Regions from separate parts of the Homo sapiens genome. Here region 1 is linked to region 2. Evidence: chromatin loops called from intact Hi-C (ENCODE). Cell type or tissue: body of pancreas. All regions are shown on one strand. Each heading gives the region's core, and the rest is flanking DNA. Links, peaks and the distances in the headings are about the cores only. Region 1 has its middle 190 kb from the start of LINC01908. Region 2 holds the start of LOC105372038 (a long non-coding RNA gene).

Region 1 (10,347 bases), core at 893-8,892, 69 kb after region 2:
GGAGAACTGTTGCAATGGAAGACAGACAATGAGTTCCTGGGTTTCCAGTTGAAAGATTTTACTACTTTAAACATTTTAAAATCTTAGGAAAATCTACATGATATCAAAACCATTATTTGTTGAATACTCCTTGTATTCTATGTATTATGATAACTGATTTATGTACATTATCTCATTCTATCTATTCTTCTGACATATCTGTGGAGTAAGTTTTATTGTCCCACTTCATAGAGAAGGAATTTGAAGAACAGAAAAGTTGTTCACCTGTGATCACAAAGGTAGTGAATGGGAGAGCTGTGATTCAAACCCATATTATTATGATACCCAAAACACTGCCATATGTTATAGGCTCCCCAGGCTGTTGTTCATGACATTTGTTCATGTGTTCATTCAACAAATATTTTATAGAACATCTACTATATTTTAAGTGAAGTGCTTTACATTCCATCTTACAGTTTATTTAACCCTTGTGACAACATGGATGAATGCTTCTCATTATCCCAGCATGGCTAGGATAAAAGCGGGCAGAAGAACATGGAAGGACTAGACTGACTGAATCTTCTGGCCTCCATCTTTCTCCCATTCTCAATGCTTCCTGCTCTCGAACGTCAGACTCTAAGTTCTTCAGCTGTTGGACCCTTGGACTTACCCCAGTGATTTGCCAGGGGCTCTTGGGCCTTTGGCCACAGACTGAAGGCTGCACTATCGGCTTCCCTACTTTTGAGGTTTTGGGACATGGACTATCTTCCTGGCTTCTCAGCTTGCAGATGCCCTATTGTGGGACTTCACCTTGTGATTGGGTGAGTTAATTCTCCTAATAAATTCCCCTTCACAAATTCATCTATCCCATTAGTTCTGTCCCTTTAGAGAACTCTAATTCAGTAGGTGAACAAATGTTTCTCGAATATTTGAGCAAAAGCTCCTTGTCTATTTGGTATCTGAAGAAGACAGACACCTAGGATATAAATTAGCAATTCAGGCTATCATTTTAGCAGAATAATAAAGCCTCAATGGGAAGAAATAGAGGCTAGTGTCCAGACTGATTTCAAGAGAGTGGTCCCAGGTGCCCAGAGATAAACAGGCACTGCCAAAAGGCAGTTTGCTTCAAGCATTTATAGGAAAAATTTCTGAGGGAGTTACAAAGAACTGTGTCCCTCCTTTTTTCCCAGGAGGTATGAGCAGAGGGGAACAGAATGACGGCAGTAACGTGCAGTCTCAGCTTTATGCTTGTTTTTCTCTCTGAGGCTCTCATCAATGTAACATGCTATAAATGCAAGCTGGTGTCTTTGATGGAAGAAATGGTGAAAAGGTAAAAAGGATTGAGGAATGCCTTGCAGGATTCTGACAAAATAAGAAAGCCAGGAAGAATAAGTCCCCGAGGAGACAACAGGAATGAAAACAGATGTCCAGAGTTGTAGCTATAAAAATGCAAAATAGAAGAAAAAAGAAAGTTCTTCCATAGCATGCATAATGGATGGTAATTCCAGGTGGCATACTAAACATAAGCAGTGTCAAAACTCTGAAAAAAAAAATAAAGTGATTAGCTAATGCTGGAAGGTGTAAATGTAATCTAAATGCCTTGTTCAGTAAAAGGTTAAGGGCAAAGTTATTCTCCAGTTAAATGGTAAGCTCTTTTGAGGGCAGGAACCATGACACATTGTATTAGTCCATTCTTGCACTGCTATATAGAAATATCTGAGACTGGGATTGGGTAATTTATAAAGAAAGGAGGTGTAATTGGCTCATGGTTCTGCAGGCTGTACAGGAAGCATGGCTGGGGAGGCCTCAGGAAACTTTCAATCATGGCGGAAAGGGAAGCAGGCACTTCTTACAGGGCTGAAGGAGGAGGAAGAGAGTAAAGGGAGAGGTGCTACACACTTTTAAACAACCAGATCTCATGAGAACTCACTCGCTATCACGAGAACAGCAAGGGACAAATCCACCCCCATGATTCAGTCACCTCCTACCAGGCCCCTCCTCCAACACTGGGGATTACAATTCTACATGAGATTTGGGTGGGGACACAGATTCAAACTATATCACACACATAAGTTTCTATCTTTTGAAGCTTGCACAATACCTAACACATTAGTGTCTGTTGAATTGACTAAACATACACAAACACATACAAACAGGAACTGGAAGGCATGGTAGATATCTTCGAAGGATATAATAGCTCTGCAGATCTCAGAGTGCTTAAAAGAAGCAAGAAATACAGAAATAGTTTGTCCTACCAGGAAGAACCAATCAGCAGTTACAAATAAAATGGAAAATCATGAACTACGGTGAGTAATACCTAATGTGAATGATAACAACCTCAAAAGTATGAAGTCAGTGGTTCCTTGGGAAGGACACAAACAAAGAGAGCCAGCAACTGAAAGCCCTTCTGAAGGCCTGGGGCCCAGAAGCAGAGAGCAAATATTAGAGGAAACAATGGCCAGTTTGTAGAGAGCAAGAAAAAAATGTATGGAAAGTATGAAGGAGAGAGAATTCACAAGAGAAACAGACTTCATAAGGGATTAATTAAACAACAAGTGAATTGCAAAGAGTATGCCAATTTTCTGCAACATAAATAACAGAGCAAATGAAACATTTGAAAACCTAGAAAATCAGCAGTGTCTTGAGGCACTAGCCTAGTCAGGCTGCCTAATGAACTGTTACTGACCATCAGTGTGGACCCCCAAATTTAAATTACCAGATCATAACTGACAGAGATATGGATGTAATTAGTTTTTGGAAAATAAAAAAACTATAATTCATAATATTTAGTTTCACTATATAAAATTTTATGTTCACCCACAGCTCAAGTTGTATTTAGATAACCCTATTTTGCCTAAATGCATAATATTGAAACTATAATAAGGCATCTCAGAGTAAACTGAATTGAGTAAACTCTGATTGCCTTGTTATAGGTCAGAGATGGGCCATGCCTCGCTGAATTTTCTGAACCTCTAGTCATTTGGCAGAGAGGAACAAGGGGTTACAGCCTTGGTATCCTGACATGAGGAGACATTCCAATGAATCCTATTAACCAGGAACTAATAGTTGGGGGAAGTGGTAATTTCTGGGTCTCTATTAAAGGGTATAGAGGTAGCTCACCAGGAGGCAAAAGCATGAGGTAGGATGGAGAGAACTTTTAAAATTCATCACTTTCTTTTGGTGTCATTTACTTTTCAGGAAAACTGGAATTGAGGCTATCTTCATAAGGAAGTTGGAATGCATTTCTAATGGATGGTTAATAGATTTTTTTAAGGTTATGAATTCATTTGAAAGGTTTGAATCTTCTCCCTGGAAGAATTCATAAAAACAAAAATGAGCAATTTTATGAAATTCTCCAAATCTTCTGAAGTTTATCCATGAAGTCATATAGATTCCATAGAAGTTGGGTTAAGAAGCCAGCCTCCAGTGACTTTCAAGTCTTTAGTTAAAAGCTAAGAGACTTGGAAAAGTAGAGAATTTATATTTTTGACTATGTTTTAAATTTAAAGTTGTGACTTCACAAGGTATGAGAACCTAATGATGTCAAAATTACAGTTTAATTTTTGAGTCCAGATAAAATTTTTATGACATTGAGACAAACTTTTTTTGAACCTTTACCTGATAGTTCTGAGGCTAATATAAACTAACTAAATAAAATAGATTGCCTCTCTAAAGGTTTAAGTTAAGAATTTTGTGTTATATCAACAGACAGAATTGAGTCATTTAAAAATAAATTGGACAGAATAAACTGAAGATCATAGAAATGTTTTCTCTAGGAGTGAGAGTCTAGAATGAAGAACAGAACTAAGAAATAGTGAAGATGCTGACCTAAAGAACAATGGGAAAGAAATTAACTCAAAAAAATTCAATGCTCTGACAGACAGGAAGAAAGAGAAAGAGAAAGAGGGAGGAAGAGAGGGAGAGAGAGAGAGAGAGACACAGAGAGAGAGAGACAGAGAGAAAGAAAGAAAAACTCCTGCTTGCTTTGTTTTCCAGAGAAAGAGAGAGAAACTCCTGCTTGCTTTGTTTTCCAGACAGTTAATTTTCTATAACATATTAACAAATTGGAAGAAACGAAAAACCATCAGAGGTATTAAAATTACCAGACAAGGCCTAAATCAAAGCAGGAAAAACCAGAAAGTCCTTTCACCCTTGACAAGTTTCAGATTCCCTTGAAATATGAGCTTTAGCCTCAGTGACAGTAATGGGAGTTATACGTGCGCCTGGAGAAAGGAATCACCCAGTTATGACAGCTGCATAACTAAACACCATGAATCATGTTGGAAAAGTTCCTAGGAGCCAGATCCATGGCCAAAAGCCATGAAAACCCCCAAGGAACGAATGAATCCTGACTTTTTAGAGGGCTGACTGTTGGGAAATTGAGGGCCCATTAAAATCGTTTGAATGCTGCTTTTTTCAGATGGTGAAACTCTGACATAGAAAGAGAGCCTGAGTAGTTTGTCCCCTATTCTGAATATAATTTCTAACAATGCCAAAGGAGGAAGTCTTACTTCAAACCATGGGCAAAGGACATAGCCTGCAGAGTAGAACAAAACAATTTTCTTAGCTCTTTGTTACATACCGACAAAACAGATAAAATTGAACTATCCTCACCATAAGCAGTTTCAAACCATTCTAACGGTAAGCAAAAACTAGTTGTTTGCCTAAATGCTAATGATGATTCTTCACTATCACAGTGGATTAAATTCTATGTAGTTTGGTGTTTTGATTTTAGTAAGGTAATATATTTCCCAGGATCGCTGGTGCAAAAAAGATTAGTCCACTCATAATGGTGAAGAGTCAGGGCTGGCCTTGTGTGGGGGAAGTCATACATATCATTTCAAACCCACTGGAGGGTCCCTTTGCTTAAACAGTGACCTACTTACCCTGCTCTCTGATGTTCAAAATGTCAAAAGTATATTCTTTTATTTTGTTTTGTTTATACCAAATAGACACTTTGTCTTAAAATGTAAATATCTCTTAAAGAGGGAATACTTCACGTTTTCTTAATCATTTGCAACTCACAAAGATATTATATGCAATATCTTTTTTTTGAAATTCTGTCTTCATAGATCTGATTCCTTACATTCTGTGGCAAGATAAAGAACCAGAGCTGGAGACACTGCAGGTGGCCAAACAGTGTGCTGTGGGGTCAGCCTAATACATATGCAGAGTAGAGAATGCCCATGAACCTGTTGGAAACTGGTGTGTTACTATGATTTTCAGTCTCTGCAATCATATTTTCCACAGGTACATATTTTTAGTCTTTTTTATGGCAGAGTCACCATTTTGGACATTCTTATGTATTAGATACAAGAGGGTTAGTGAAATGCATTCTTTTTTCTTGGTCTACAATAGTATATTTTAAAAATCTTTTGAGATTTATATTAAAAATAATTCATGTTGAAAAAAGTTGCTATTTTTTTGTGCAAAAAAATGCAGTTAGCACTGATGGCTAAACCAGCTGAAAGTGCATTATTAACGACATAGTAGAGAAAAAATTTTAATATATTTATTTTTTAAATGTGATTTATGCCTATAGTTGAGCATGGATATAAAATGTCCTTCAAATTCATTTCAAACAGTCTTTGAAAACACACTATTTGTAGCAGTCAGAACACTGGTGCACGTATTCATGCTGATCTGCTATAATTTTTTTAGGATCCCCTTAATTTAAGGAAAATAGCTCCTTACAGACCAATGTAAAAGCGCAGCCTGAGCTATCTCCCATTACTTGTTCTCCAGTCTACTATGTTCTATGAAGTTATAACACATTAAAGTTGCATAAAAAGACTTCTGAGACATCTGAAGATTTGAAAGAAAAAAGGCTCTAAAGGCCAACTGTGCCTACTGGTACAGAGATTTGAAAACTATGGCCGTCATGCCTATGCACCTCATACTCGAACAAGTGAGTAGTGCAAAGTTCATCAGAGGGCCACAGAAGCAGAAAACAACGGCTGTAAGTGCTTTCTTTGTACCTGGACTCCTGGACCTAGGGAACCCTAACAATTGTGCATCAGATCCAAAGGTAAAAAGGCCTCTGTAGGGAAACTGAGTAGAAACTGTACTGAAATGTACATATCATGATCATTGTGTAAATAACCAGACCGAGACAATCAAAGTGAAATTGATAACATGAATGACCCTATAACCATTGAAGATTAAATTTAATATTAAAAAGCTCCTAAAAGAAATTTCCAGGCCCAGGTGGCACCACTTGATAATTCTGCTAAACATTTAAAGAGGCATTAACATAAATTTTACACACTCTCTCCCAGAAATAGAAGAGGACTAAACACTTCCCAACTCATTTTATGAGGCTAGCATTTTGCTAATACTAAAATTAGACAATCAGGTAAAGATAGTTTTAAAAAACTAATAAAGAAAAAAAAGAAAGATGGCTACAGATGAGTATCTCTCATGAATTTAGATTCTCAAGTAATTATTAGCAAATCAAATCCAGCAGTATGTAAAAATAATTATACACAAAGACCAAGTGGGATTTATTCTAGGTATGCAAAGCTGATTTAACATTAAAAAATCAATTAATCTAATCCACCATATCAACAGGCTAAAGAAAAAATCATAAATCATGTAATCATATCAACTGATGCAGAAAAAGCATTTGACAAAATCCAGCACTCATTCATGATAAAAGCTCTCAGAAAACTAGAAAGAGAGGGAAACATTTTTAAGTGGAAAAAAGCCCTATACAAAAACCCTGCAGTGAACATCATACTTAATGGTGAAAGACTGAATGTTTTTTCCCTAAAATTAGGTAGGTAGAATGGAAGAATGTCTGCTCTCATCATTCTTATTCAAAGTATTGGAAGTTGTAGACAGCACAATAAGGAAAAAAAAGAGAAAAGAAAAGAAAAAGGCATCCGTATTGAGAAGGAAGAAACAAAACTGTTGTTATTTGCAGATGACATGATTGTCTATGTAGGAAATCCCAAGGAATCTACAAAATACCTCTTAGAACCAATGAGTTCATCAAAAGCAAAGGATAGATCATCCTAAAAAAATTAATAGCATTTCTGTAAACTAACAATGAACATTTGGACATTTAAAATATAGTATGATTTATAATTGCTCTAAAATAAAATATTTGATATAAGTCTAACAGAACATATACAAAATCTGAATTCCAAAAATTACAAAATGCTGATGAAAGAAATCAAATATCTAAATAAGTAGAAACTCATACAAAGTTAATGGACTGAACAAATTAATATAGTAAAGATGCCAATTGTCCCTAAGTTGATCTACAGGTTGAATGAAACACCTGTTAAAGTTCAAACCAGTGGTTTTTGGTACAACACAACAATCTTAGTCTAAAACTTATATATAAAGGCACTGGAGCTAGAATAGCTAAAATAATTTTGGAAAAAGAGAATAGAGTGGTAAATATAACTCTATGTGATGAAAAGGCTTATGTATAGCTACAGTAAAATCAACACCTATCATACACACATTGATCAACAGATCAGAAAAGAAAACTCAGAAATAGACCTATACCAATATGCTGAAGTTATTTTAGATTTTTGACAAAGGTGCAAAAGCAATTCAATGGGGGATAGTCTTTTTAACAAATGATGCTGGGGCTATTACAGACAGGCAAAAAGAAAATGAATTTTGACCTAAACCTCACTTCTTATACAAAAATTAACTCAAAATGGATAACATACCAAATGTAAAACATAACATTATAGTAATTTTAGAAAAAAATATAAGAAAATGTTTCAGGACTAAGCTAGTCAAAGAGTTCTTAAACTTGACACCAAAAGCATAATCCATAAAAGCAAAAACTGAAAAATTGATAAAGTGAATCTCATCAAAATTAAAAACTTTTGCTCCACATAGACCCTGATAAGCAGATAAAAAGCCAAGCTACAAACTGCGTGAAAATATTTGCAAACCATCTATCTGACATAGGAATTGTATCTAGAATATGAAAAGAATTGTCAAAACCCAATAGTTAAAAAATCAGTTTTAGAACATTTTACCCACCCCAAAAGAAACTTAATACTCATTAACAATCATTCCCAATCCTACCCTCCTACTATTCTCCCCAGACCCAGGCAATGGCTAATCTAATTTCTGTCTTAATTGATTTACTCAAATGTAATCATACGATATGTGGCTGGCCTCTTTGACTTAGCATGGTATTTTCAAGGTTCATCCATGTTGCCACACGCATCAGTACTTCATTCCTTTTCATAGATGAATAGGATTACATTTTCTGGATATATCACATTTTGTTCATCCCCTTATCAATATGAATAATTGACTTGCTTCCATGTTTGGCCATTAAGAATAATGCTGCTCTGAACACTCATGTCCAAGCATTTGTATGGGTGTGTGTTTTCCATTCCCTTGGGTATATATACATAGAAATGGAATTGCTGGGTCATGAGATAACTTCAGGTTTAACATTTTGAGACGTTGCAAAACTGTTTCTGAACTGGCTGCAAATTTACATTCTCACTAGCAATCGTACAAGAATTCCAATTTCTCCATATCCTGGTCAGCACTTGCTATTGTCTGTCTTTTTGATTATAGCCCTCCTAGGGGATGTGAAATGGTATCTCATTGTAATTTGGATTTGCATTTCCCTAGTGACTGAAAATGTTGAGCACTATTAGTGATACATATTTTATCATTTGTATATACTCTTTGAGAAATGTCTATTCAGATACTTTGCCCATTTTAAAATTAGGTTCGCATTTTATTATTATTATGAATGTTTAAAAGCTTTTTTACTGCAGATCAATTCCCCGTCCCCCCTTAAAAAGAAACAAAATGAACGTATACATAGGATGGGAACTCTGTTGGATCGTTCAATTCACCCAGCCCCTTGTTGACCATAGAGGTGGGGGGAACAGGCAGTAGGTTTTATTAGTCAGGCTATATCATAGCAACCAGATGTTTTGATGGCAGCTTATTTGAGGTCCACTGATGCTTTGAATATGCAATAGGAAAGCATGACTGTCATTTCTCACCTGCACATATCTGAACACATTCAGATGCCAAGGAAACTACAAAGAAACAAAAAAGTATATTCATTCCAAGATTCATTGATTGAGATTTTTAAGTGCCCCTTTTTTCCCATAGAGAACCAGAGCAGTGATAACGTGCCAGGAGTGCTGTGTTTTCTGGCATGAGCTCCCATCCTCTGGTGGTCCTGAGACAGTAGATTGATCCTGGAGCCTTCTTGAAATGAGCAGGTGGTCCAGTCGGGTAGAATGTGTGTAGCCCAAATACTGGGGGTGGAGGTGGGGCAATGTTCACCATAGCTGGAGAGCCGCTTGAGAGTAGGTGGAAGGAGTTGGCAGATGCATCTTCTGCTGCTGCAGGAGAAGGAGCTCCTAGCAGAGCTGGAATGAGCTCTAGCTGGATCCCAGAGTCTGTGGTTCTGTCCTTTTTTTCTTTTCCTTTGGCTGCTTGTGATCTTCCCCATTTTACCTTGAGCCTGCAGCCATTGACAGTCAATTTATTAAAGGACTTCTCAGTAGCCACTTCTGCAGCCTGCCCTGTGGAAAAGCAGCACACTGCTGGCCAGGCATGGTGGCTCATGCCTGTAATCCCAGCACTTTGGGAGGCTTAGGCGGGCAGATAACCTGAGGTCAGGAGTTCGAGACCAGCCTGACCAACATGGTGAAATCCCACCTCTACTAAAAATACAAAATTAGCTGGGCGTGGTGGCACATGCCTGTAATCCCAGCTACTTGGGAGGCTGAGGCGGGAGAATTGCTTGAACCTGGGAGGCAGAGGTTGCAGTGAGCCAAGATCACACCACTGTACTCCAGCCTGGGCAACAAAGAATGAAACTCTGTCTCAAAAAATAAAATAAAATAAAATAAAAATAAAAATAATTAAATAAAAATAAAAGCACACTGCTGTCTCTGTACAGTGATCATCCAGATCTCTCTACATAGGTAGGGATGATTTGTTAGCTTGGTCTCAGTAATGATATCCTCCAGACCATCAACATATAGTGTGGTGATAGCCTTATCCTCTGGTGGATCTAGATGAGGCATCGTTAAAGCCTGCTTTAGAAGCTTCTATGCTCCAGCTCCAGCATCATTGTTTCCATAATTCTTGTCTTTAATATGCTTATCAGCAAGGGTATTATCTGGATCTGTAGGCCTCTCATGCCTGTATGGACACGCCTCCTCTCTCATTCTCTCCTTTCATCCAGAAGGAGCAAATGTGGGCCTTTAGGTGATAGGATATGGTCTGGGCCAGATTGTTCAGCATGTCACTGCTAGATGTGACTTTTCCCAGCAGACCAACTGGCTGTGTTCCATCAGAGTTAGAAACCTCTCTTTCCATATTCTGAATGGAGTACTTTTGCTCACCTCCAAC
Region 2 (10,347 bases), core at 1,193-9,192:
TCTCTAGGGGAAATATATGTATGATGTATATATGTGTGTGTATGTACAGAGAAAGAGAGAGAGAGACAGAGAGAGAGCAGAGCGTCATGTGTTCATTCATTACGAATTAATCTGGTGATAATGGAATTACTGTGTGTCCAGCATAGTCCTCAATCTCAACAAAGCTTCTACCTCTGGCAAGAGCGGTTACAGATGTGAAACCTGAATGCCAGAAAAAATCAGTGCTAAGAACTTAGACAAAACGTAAACATGCCCAGGGGACTGCAGTCAGCATGGACAGCAGCAGCATGAGGTGCAGCTAACTTCTGCAGGTGACACAATGGCGTTGCAGTTGATGCAGCCTGGGAAACTTCTTCAATTGTCCCTCTCATTGAAAGACTGAGATTTTCTCTAATATCTCAACACCCTGGTTGATCCAGCCTTCTCTCCATGGCTTTACTTTGAAAGATGAAAGCAATTTCCGTCCTGCAGAGAAAAGTTTCCATGATTGAGGACACACCCAAGGTAACTGATCACTTCAGCTGCCTCATTCTGCCATATTTATTCACAAGAAAGATGCATTTTGAAAAGGAAAAACTTGAAATGTAGGTTTAAAAATTAACCCTTGAGGTCAAATAGCTCTCAGAAACTACTTACTAAGAATAGTTGAGAGAAACGAAATAGCTATAGAGAAATTTCACAGACGCTTTATATAAATATGAGTGCTGCTACACACACACACACACACACACACACACACACACACAGACACACTCACACACACAAACAGTGCTATTAAGGAAGGCTAGAAAGCATTGATATCTCCTCCCAAATAAAAAACTTAATAGAAAATAAGAACTGTGATATCGAAACTTAGCTGCTTTATGAAGCTGTTACCTGACTGCCAAATACCTCCTCTACTTCTTTCCTGGAGTCTTCCCTTAGGTTCTCTCTTTCCCTTTCTTTCTCTCTCTCTCCCATGCTTCTTAAGGATCAGGTGTGCAGAATTTGCTTTAGCCAGTACTTAGTTTATGAGTTACTACTGTCATCATCCATTTGTCAGGGTCTCTCTTTTAAGAATCTTTTGAGTTTTCTCTTTGTCTTTTTCAATCCCATTTCCAATCCCCCGCATAGGCACCTATTTGTGTATTTAGTATATATTCTTCCAATCCACCGGCTACATGTTTATTTAGATAATTACAGATGCTTGAAAACTACACAGTGCTATGTGGGCACCTAATTATGCATAGATGGTATTATGCTGTGGGATTTCCCTCTCTCTCTGTTTTCCCACTCAACATATGTTTCTGTAATCTATACATGTTTCTGTATGTGAATCTCACTCATTGCTCTTCACTGCTATATAGTATATGTCATAAGCCATAATATGCCTCTATCACATCTTATATTTCGTTCTCCTACCAGTGGGGTACTCTTTGCAACATTTAACCACACTTCAATAAATCTCCCCTCGCCTGACAACTTTTTGAATTTTTCTGAGGGATGGACAGACAGGCCTTGCTGGGAGACAGAGTATATATAATACATTCTTAATTTCAATAAGTGCCACTAGATTGCTCTTTGGAATGGCTGTATCAGTGCAAATGCCCCACAAACAAATCATTTTCACCCTTCCCGTGTAGCAGGTAAAATTGTTCAACTTTCACAATTTTCCAATATAATGAGTGCAGCATGGTACTCATTTTAGAGGACGGAATGCCTGAATTCTAATTTAAGATGCAGAACATTTAGTAGTTAATCTCATTCATAAGTGTTATTAATGTATGACTGCAGTAAGATGTTACTGCAGTAAGATGTCCCCTGCAGTAAGTTGCTTTACTGTGTCCAAGACTTTACCTTTCCCTGTCTCCACATCTTTAGCTGTATGACCTTGACGTTCCTTCCACAAAAGGTGATGTATATTTCCTCACCCCACTGATAGTAAGCTAAGCAGAGGTGACAGTCCTAGGCTGAGGCTTTAAGAGCACTGGGGGCTTCTCCTCACTCTTTTGCACTTCTGCCATCAGCAGGAACATAATGAAACTCTGGTGGCATAAGAGGATTCTATGACACCATAATTACCAGAACAATTTATTCTTTACTATTCTGGAGGTTGGAATTCCAAAACGGGTAATACTGGGCTAAAATCAACGTGTCAGGAAGGCTGTGTTCCTTCTTGAGGCTCCAGGAGAAGTCGTTTCTTTGCCCTTTCTGGGTTCTAGAGACTGCCACATTCGGGTTTGTGACCTCTTTTTCTGTCTTAAAGCCAGCAACATCAGGCTGTGTTCTTCCCACGCTGCCTGTTCTCTGCTTCTCCCTCCAGTTCTCTCTCTGTGTCTCCTGCCTCCAACTTTCATTTTTAAGAGCCCCATGATTACCATTGGCCTACCCAAATAATCCAGGATAATTAAAGATAATTTCATCTCAAGTTTACCTCATTAGCAACCTAATTCCTTCTGCAACCTAATTCCCCTGTGCCACGTAACCTAACATATGCACAGGTTCTAGGAAGTAGGACATGGACATCGTTGGGGGACCATTAATTTGCCTACCACCAGTAGCTCTTAACAACAAGAGTGTGAAGCAGATTTGAATCTAAACCCTGGCCTGGAGCCACACCCAACTGAGATCAGCAGAGTGGCCCTACTTGATCCATAGACACACCGGTGAGATGTTAATACCTGCTCTTATAGTCATTGAAATGTTGGAGTTGCTTGTCATTATTGTGGCAATAGTTGACAGAATAATCTACAAACAAAATCAGCTAAGAATGTTAACCTGGTTTTCACAAGAGGCCAAACATTTTGGGAAAATCTCCCAACTACTTTATTCTTTCTTCATAGGATCTTTATTTATAAAGTTGTGCTGGATTGTGGTCAAATCGGCATCACTACCATCTTTTCTAGAGTGGGAATTGTCTTCCCCCAAATCCTTTTCCTCTCATGGCTCTGGGTCAGAGTAGGATAATTAGAAGTACTCTGGTAAAATTTGGAAGGTCAGAGAAAAAAGGACCATTAATCTCTGAAGGCAGCTGCAGGCAAAATGTGGGCAGAAGAGAGGTTCACTGAGTCTTCCCAGCCAGTCCTGAGAACCATCCTCTCCAGCACCTCAGCCTGAGCTCCCCAGGGTGGCTTCCCTGACCTTGCCTTCCCTAGCTCTTCCAATAGTTTTAAAGTCCTTGTTTCCTCTACTAAGATCCCTTATGCTTGGGATGCATGAAATGGCCTCTGTCTTCCTGACCAAACCCTGACAGATACAATGTCAACCGGCATAATTTAAGGATGGACTATGTGCTGGTCACGACATGCGGTGATCTCAGAGTAGCCTTAGGTTCCACCCTTGTGACGTTGTCATTTTTATCTGGATCCATACATTTGACCACACTCTATTCAAATTCTGCTCACCAAAAAAAATGCTCAGAATTCTCTTATTAGAGACTCAGAGATTGTTTTTATAAGTTAATCATATTAATACATCTAGTATCATGTTGACATGGATCATTTTTCTACACATATGATTAGTTACTACTTCCTTATCCTATATTTCTTTCTCAGACCTTTTTTTTTTTTTCCCAGATGGAATCTCACTCTGTCACCCAGGCTGGAGTGCAGTGGCACTATCTTGGCTCACTGCAGCTTCCGCTTCCCGGGTTCAAGCAATTCTCCTGCCTCAACCTCCCAAGTAGCTGGGGTTACAGGTACATGCCACCACGCCTTGCTAATTTTTGTATTTTTAGTAGAGACGGGGTTTCACCATGTTGGCCAGGCTGGTCTTAAACTCCTAACCTCAACTGATCCACCTGCCTCAGCCTCCCAAAGTGCTGGGATTGCAGGTGTGAGGCACCACGCCCAGCCTCTCAGATCATTTTTTTTACCTAAATCAGCCTGCATTTGTTTCTGTTGAATTTCCTTGGGGTTTGGCAAATGCAGTATATTCTTTTAATGAAAATTATATTGGGCTTTATTTCCTAATTCTGAAATTCTAATAACTCACTTAACATAAGCTCGTCAGTACTATGATTAGCATACTATAAACTTCTTGATCAGAAAATCAATGAAGTTACTGATTAGGAGAGATGCTAGGGTCAATCCCTGCCAAATACTGCTTAACACATCCTTACAGACTAATGGCAAAGCCATTGTTATGACTGTCATGTACAGCTTGCACATCCCTCAGAAGAGTAACATGGTGAATACCACACAATTTGTATTATTAATGACCTGTGGGTTAGAATCAAATGTTTTACTAAATTAAAAATAAACTTCATAAAAATAAAAATAAAAACTTAAAAACCATAAGGCACCACTCAATTCATTAAAATAAATTGTATTACAATTATGTATATGAAAAATTCTTAACATTTTATATGCAATTCTTGCACACAATGATGTCCACTCTAAGTCTGGCTCTTCGCATTGACATTTGTATTTGTTGACATTGGCATTGGTTAATATGTTAATATTTACTTTGTCGTCTCTCATAAAGGACACATATATTATGGGCATACTTAGCCTGTTCATTGATGTGGGTATTTTTATCCTATAACTTGTTACAATTTTGTACATACAAAATGTAAAACTGGAATTATATTATAAATGATAATTAAAATGATGAGTCACCCATAAAAGTAATCAAATCCTGCTTCCTCTAAACACAAGTGAACATTCAGTTGATTCCTGCCTCATCATATAATTGTTGCACTGGTCTTTTTCCCTCTCTATCCAGATGAGCTACTTAACAGCCACAGCCCTCCGACTTTGGAATAGCCCTGCCTGCCATCATCATCTGTCCTGAGAGGAAGGCTTGCCTTTGAAATTCCTTTATTGTAGCAGACATTTGCTGCTAGGTCTCTTTTGTTAGTGCACATGCCTGCTCTTCAGCCTGCCTGTGTTCCTGCACCCATATTTCTGTGTGTCTGCCCCTCTCCCCACCTTGCCTAGCCTTCTATTCTAGTGTTTGCACTTTTCCAGGATCCTGGAATTTGTTCTGTTGCTTTAACTTGCTTTCCTGTGGCTGAGCTCCACTGGCTCCTGACTGCCTGCTTGGTTTGTCTGCCAGCTTGCCTTACCCTTGGGCTTCAATCTTCACAATCCTCATAATCTTGCTCTGAGCATAGGGTACCATGCAGCCCAATTCTACGTGGTTCATCTGCTCCTGACTTAACTGAATCTACCTCTTACTTGAGCCCCTTATATTAAAGAGGGTCGATGGCTTTTATAATGAAAGTGACTGCAATACAAATACATTTTAATGGTGTCACAACCTTTAAACATTAGCAGTCCAGGTTGTTCAAGGACCACCTTAAGTTCTGAACTTAGTGTGTAGAAAAGTTTCCACAAGTAAAAAATATTTTCATGCTTCTGAATATTTTATGGGTTTTGTCCTACATAGGAATACTTGCTATCTTTATTGAAAGGGGTATGTGGAATCAAATATCTGAATAAATTATGTCATATATATACAGCAGCCTTTTTCAAAATGTGGTTCATGTGATATTTATTGATACTAGATGAATAAAACTAACATTGTGTTTGCAAAATTTGGGAAATACGGGGGTTTATCAAAGTTAGACAGGTTTCTTTTATGTAGATTTTCTCTGAACCTTTTATATGTTAATTGAATTCTGAATCTTTATAAGAGGTAAGGTTTGCAGAATATCACTGAATAGTTTGACTACAGATCCCTTTTATCTATGCAACACCTTTTTACATCTCACTGGATACCAGGATCCTATGGAACATGATTTGGGAAATGCTGCAAGATAGGCTTTCAGGAAGCCTTTTAAAGATAAAGTGCACAGATCAAAACAGCTCCCTCTCAATAAGAGAAATCTGCCTCACTGCAGCCTGAGTTAATATTAATCTGTGAGCCTGAGACAAGAACTCAACAGGAGAGTTAGATATAGTCAAGAACGATCAAAGGCATGAGAACCAACTGGACATTGTGATTGCTCTCTGGTGGGAAGGCCTACTGCAGGTAACCTTCCTTTCTCTTTTCAAAAGCACAATGCATCCAGACTATGGAACTCTCTCTTCTCTCTCTGCTTTATTCTAACAAGAACCATGTGACAGAACAAATTCCATCCAACCCTCTCTGACATAATGTTCAAATGAGGATGTTTATGGGTTTGAAGCATTACTATTAGTCCATGCTACTTTTGAAGTGTAATCTTTTAAAAGCTCAAATCTAAACTGGGCAAGTCTGTAGTTTACTATTTTCCTTACGTTTTAATCACAAAAAAAGCCTCAAATTCTTAAAATGAATATGGGGGAGAATACAAATTTAATACACTAGCCATTGTGTTTCCAGTCCATATATTTTTCTGTTTCCTGTGAACTTCCAGGTCCAATTCCATTCCACAAATTCCATATCCTATAGCTATTGCCTTAGTGAAAAAAAATAGGAGAAATAAAAAATCACACAAAAAATTGTTGCCATTTAGATTTAATATCTAGGTTGGGACATAAAGAATGGCTCTTGAAGAATAGCAGAAGATCCCGGCTATCTTGACCATAGTCTTCTAAATGAAGCGTTTAGGGGAAGAAGACAAAAGACAGAAGAGGATGTTGTGAGCAGGGATCAGTGATCTAGTACTAGAGAAGCAGATCTGAATGACAGGAGGATCATCAACATCTAGGTACTGTCTTTACCTGAGCAATCACAGTCTCCACAGTGCTGAAAACTACACAGAAACCAAGAAATCACCCATAAACCATCACATACATTTCCATTCGAGGGAATGTGATTACTTGTACCAAGATGGCAAGTTAATCATAGTTTCCATGGCCATCAAAGAAGGCTCTCCCACCATTCTTTGACAGCAGGATCACATCTAATCATAGTGATCCCTATCTATGTACTGAGACTGTGTCTTCCATTTTATATGAACAACCCATCTTTTAGTACCTCAGGACACTCAATCCCTTTGGAGACAGAAGGTTTCTGGACACCTAGACAGAGAGTAATGATGTAGTAGGGAAAGCATCTGAGGTCTGTACTTGTGTAGACTGAATAGAGCCAGCTCAGATTCTCCCTAGACCAGATCAAAGCTGAAACACCTAACCTCACCCTGTCTGACAGATATTCCTGCCTCTGGCAAACTCAGGCTGATGTTTGGCCAGAGAAATAGGTTTCTAAAATATGTTAACACATTCCTTGGCTGAAGAATCACACATCTTTAATTGTTTAAAATTTACTTCCAATAATGTTATAAAGTTTAAAAATCTCTAGCTTTTGTTGTAAAGTCTACCATGTCGGGTAGTTTTCCAAGGTGGCACTTCTCTGGAAGAGTTAGTGCAATGGACCATAATGGAGATATGTTCTTGTTTCCAAAGATATTCTGAAGACCATAACAGTGCCTGCTGGCAGTGGCTTCTCCTTTTAATGGCTTGTGCCACCTTCCAAGTACCCAAACAGCTATGTCTCTCTTCAGTGCAGAGCCACAGGGCTTACCTTATATTTTTGAAAAATCTTTAGTGTCTGTTTGAAGTTTCAGAAGCTATTAGTCTCATCTGATTTAGGCTTCCATTCTTTGTTTGTTTGCCTTTTTTGTTTCTGTTTTGAGACAGAGTTTTGCTCTTGTCCCCCAGGGTGGAGGGCGATGGTGCGATCTTGGCTCACTGCAACCTACGTTTCCTGGGTTCAAGTGATTGTCCTGCCTCAGCCTCCCGAGTAGCTGGGATTACAGGTGCCCACCACCACTCCCAGCTAATTTTTTGTATTTTTAGTAGAGATGGGGTTTCACCATGTTGGCCAGGCTGGTCTTGAACTCCTGATTTCAGGTGATCTGCCCACCTTGGCCTCCCAAAGTGCTGGGATTACAGGCGTGAGCCACCACGCCCAGCCTAGGCTTCCATTCTTGCCTCTACAACTAAAATGTTTTGCATCTATATAAACCTTGAAATAATCTCTCTAAGCATATGTCTGGAAGCATTTCCATTTTATTAGAGCAACTGAAGTCCCTAGGATATTTGAAGTGCTTAAACTTTCATCTGTCTTACTGATAATATCTTATATGCCGGGCATTTGCATTTTTATGTGTATGTTTTTCTTTTTCTACATGATCAACCTTCATTGTTAAATCTTCTTTCCAGTCACAGGTGACTTTCCCGGAATAGCAGATGAAAAGCTAAGAAATATGATTGCATATTCCAACATGATATTTTTGGAAAATATCAGTTTTCTGTATTCAGACATCCTGTTTCTTAAAGTTTGGTTGAAGAAATTTGTGTACAATAAATAGTTGTCTTTTTGCAAGTATGAAGACCAGGTTGTCGCTTTAGGCAGTAACCAGGAGCTGAATGGAAGATAATGCTATAAAATGCACCTGAAAAAGAGTTCATAACTATCCCTCCCTCCTTTCATTATATTCATAGCCACAGTGATTAAATGTCTTTGTGTGATAGTTAATACGTTAATTTGAAACAAATTTGAAAAAACCCCTGTAAAGTCCACCTTGCTTCTGTCTCAACCACCTATTAAAATAGCCCTGAAGGAGTCTTTTCTTTTCATAAGTAGTAGAGGATCTCTCCTTTTGGCCTTAACATCCAACCACCAAAAAGCATAGAGGTAAAATGGTAAGTTCATTTATTTTTTATATCATGAAACAAAAATTGAATCTCTAAATCTTTATGTGACAAGAATAATACAAGGTGGTCGCAGGAGAATAGAAAATTCCAGGCAGCATTTTCACATTACTAGCAAAAGGAAACTGTTGAAATAGCTGCAGAAGCTGGGACTAATACGATCCTAAAAAACCAGGGTGTGGACCAAGCTGGCTAAGACTAACTGGAACCAACATGGCCCTGGATTTGACCTTGGTTTCACCTAGGACCTCATTCTATGCTCATTAACATACTCAATCACACACCCACCAGCACCATGACAGTTCCGAGAACACTCATATTTGTTGTAAAAAAAGGGTGGCACCACAGTTCTGAGAAATCAACTTTTTCCAGGACTTTTCATGAATATCCCACCCCTTGGTTAAAGAAACCCATAAAGATAGAAACCCCAAACTCCACTGAATGACTGTCTCTTGAGAACTCCATGCTCTTCTTTCTTGGGTGTGTAATTTTCACTTGCAATAAATCTCCATACTTTCACATTTTCTGACTCATCCTTGAATTCCTTCTCGTGATGGTGCCAAGGGCCTGGACACTGGCTGGGGCCAAAGTCCCATCAGCATTTGGGGACCTCCCCCAGCCCACCAGTGTCATTTACAGTTGTCTGATTATAATAAATTCAGGAAAAGTTTCTGAGCCTCAGCTTTTGATTTGTAAAATGAGGATATGAAGAGCCACCATACCCACTTCAGAAAGTTGTTACATGTTTCAAATAAGATGTTGTAATATAAAATAAAGTTTAACAATAAAAGTGGCTGCTTATGTTCTAGACAAAGAAAATTTATACAGGTAATCTGAGAGATCCTTCAAACATGTGAAGAGCATATTGTTATTCCCCATTTTCAGAGGAATAAATTAATAAGAGGCAAGTTACATTTAATTGGCTTGCTCAGGGCTCTACAGCTTGTAAATGGCAAATTTCTGCATGGCAAACAACATAAAAATCCAGAAGACTAAAGGCAAATAAAGAAAAAAAATTGCAACACCTAACAACCTTAGATAAAGTTTGTTATATTTTAAAAACCAGCAAATATATTTTTAAAATCACCTAATGGAAAAATTGGCATAGGATATGAATTTGCACTTCATGAAAAATAATAACTGCCCAAGTGCTCTTATATGTTAAACCTAACCAATGAAGACATACAAATAATAATAATTATGAAATAGTTTTCATGCGTGTATGTTTCAAACGGTCAAATATGATTAAAAAAAACCACCGTGTTGTCAGGAGTATATGAAAAAATTCTCAGTCTATTCTTGAAGTGAATATAAATTGAAGCAAAATTTGGAATGCCTATTACTAATGTATATTAAAATTTACAACCTTTTACTCTCTGACTCAGCAATTCCACTTTTAGAACTTTACCCTGCCAGTATTTATACAAACGTATTCTTTCCAACCTTATTTGCAGTAGAAAAAAAAATTAGAAACACTACAAATGACTCCCAGTAGGGAATTGGGTAAGTGAATTATGATCTGAGTATATGGTATCATACTCTGCAGTCACTAAAGTAGTAAGATTAAATTATATATGTGATTAAGAGGACAAAGATATATTTTGAAGTGGGTACAAATTTTCAAAACAATATGTCTAGCATTTTGTTTTAAGTTGTATACCTCTATACACATCTATTTGACATATATATCAATAATTTCTATAAGAGTTTGACCAACTTGGTAACAGTGGTCATTTATTTCGAAGTGGAAAAAATATTATAAGACACTTGCTTTACTTTTTTA

The links. A loop is a pair of places that touch in the nucleus more often than their neighbours do. Peaks named below come from ENCODE experiments on the same cell type or tissue, not always from the same donor. Only the 100,000 strongest peaks of a DNase experiment are listed, where the experiment ranks them.
Region 1: a loop joins it to region 2, with 5 times the contacts of the local background. A loop is called at or near these places in 4 of 110 quality-filtered maps.

The regions. Positions count from the first base shown.
Region 1 is chr18:27,409,766-27,420,112 of GRCh38, forward strand. It overlaps the pseudogene RBM22P1. Among named protein-coding and RNA genes, the nearest start is that of LINC01908, 190 kb to the left of the region's middle. In body of pancreas, for the core only: no CTCF peak of the experiment used is centred there; no DNase peak of the experiment used is centred there; H3K27ac peaks cover 1,096 bases.
Region 2 is chr18:27,340,667-27,351,013 of GRCh38, forward strand. LOC105372038 (a long non-coding RNA gene) reads right to left here and starts at 1,990. Exons shown (of 3, transcript NR_134589.1): 1 at 1,837-1,990. LOC105372040 (a long non-coding RNA gene) reads left to right here and starts at 2,103. Exons shown (of 3, transcript XR_007066325.1): 1 at 2,103-2,217; 2 at 3,555-3,676; 3 at 4,705-5,445. In body of pancreas, for the core only: no CTCF peak of the experiment used is centred there; no DNase peak of the experiment used is centred there.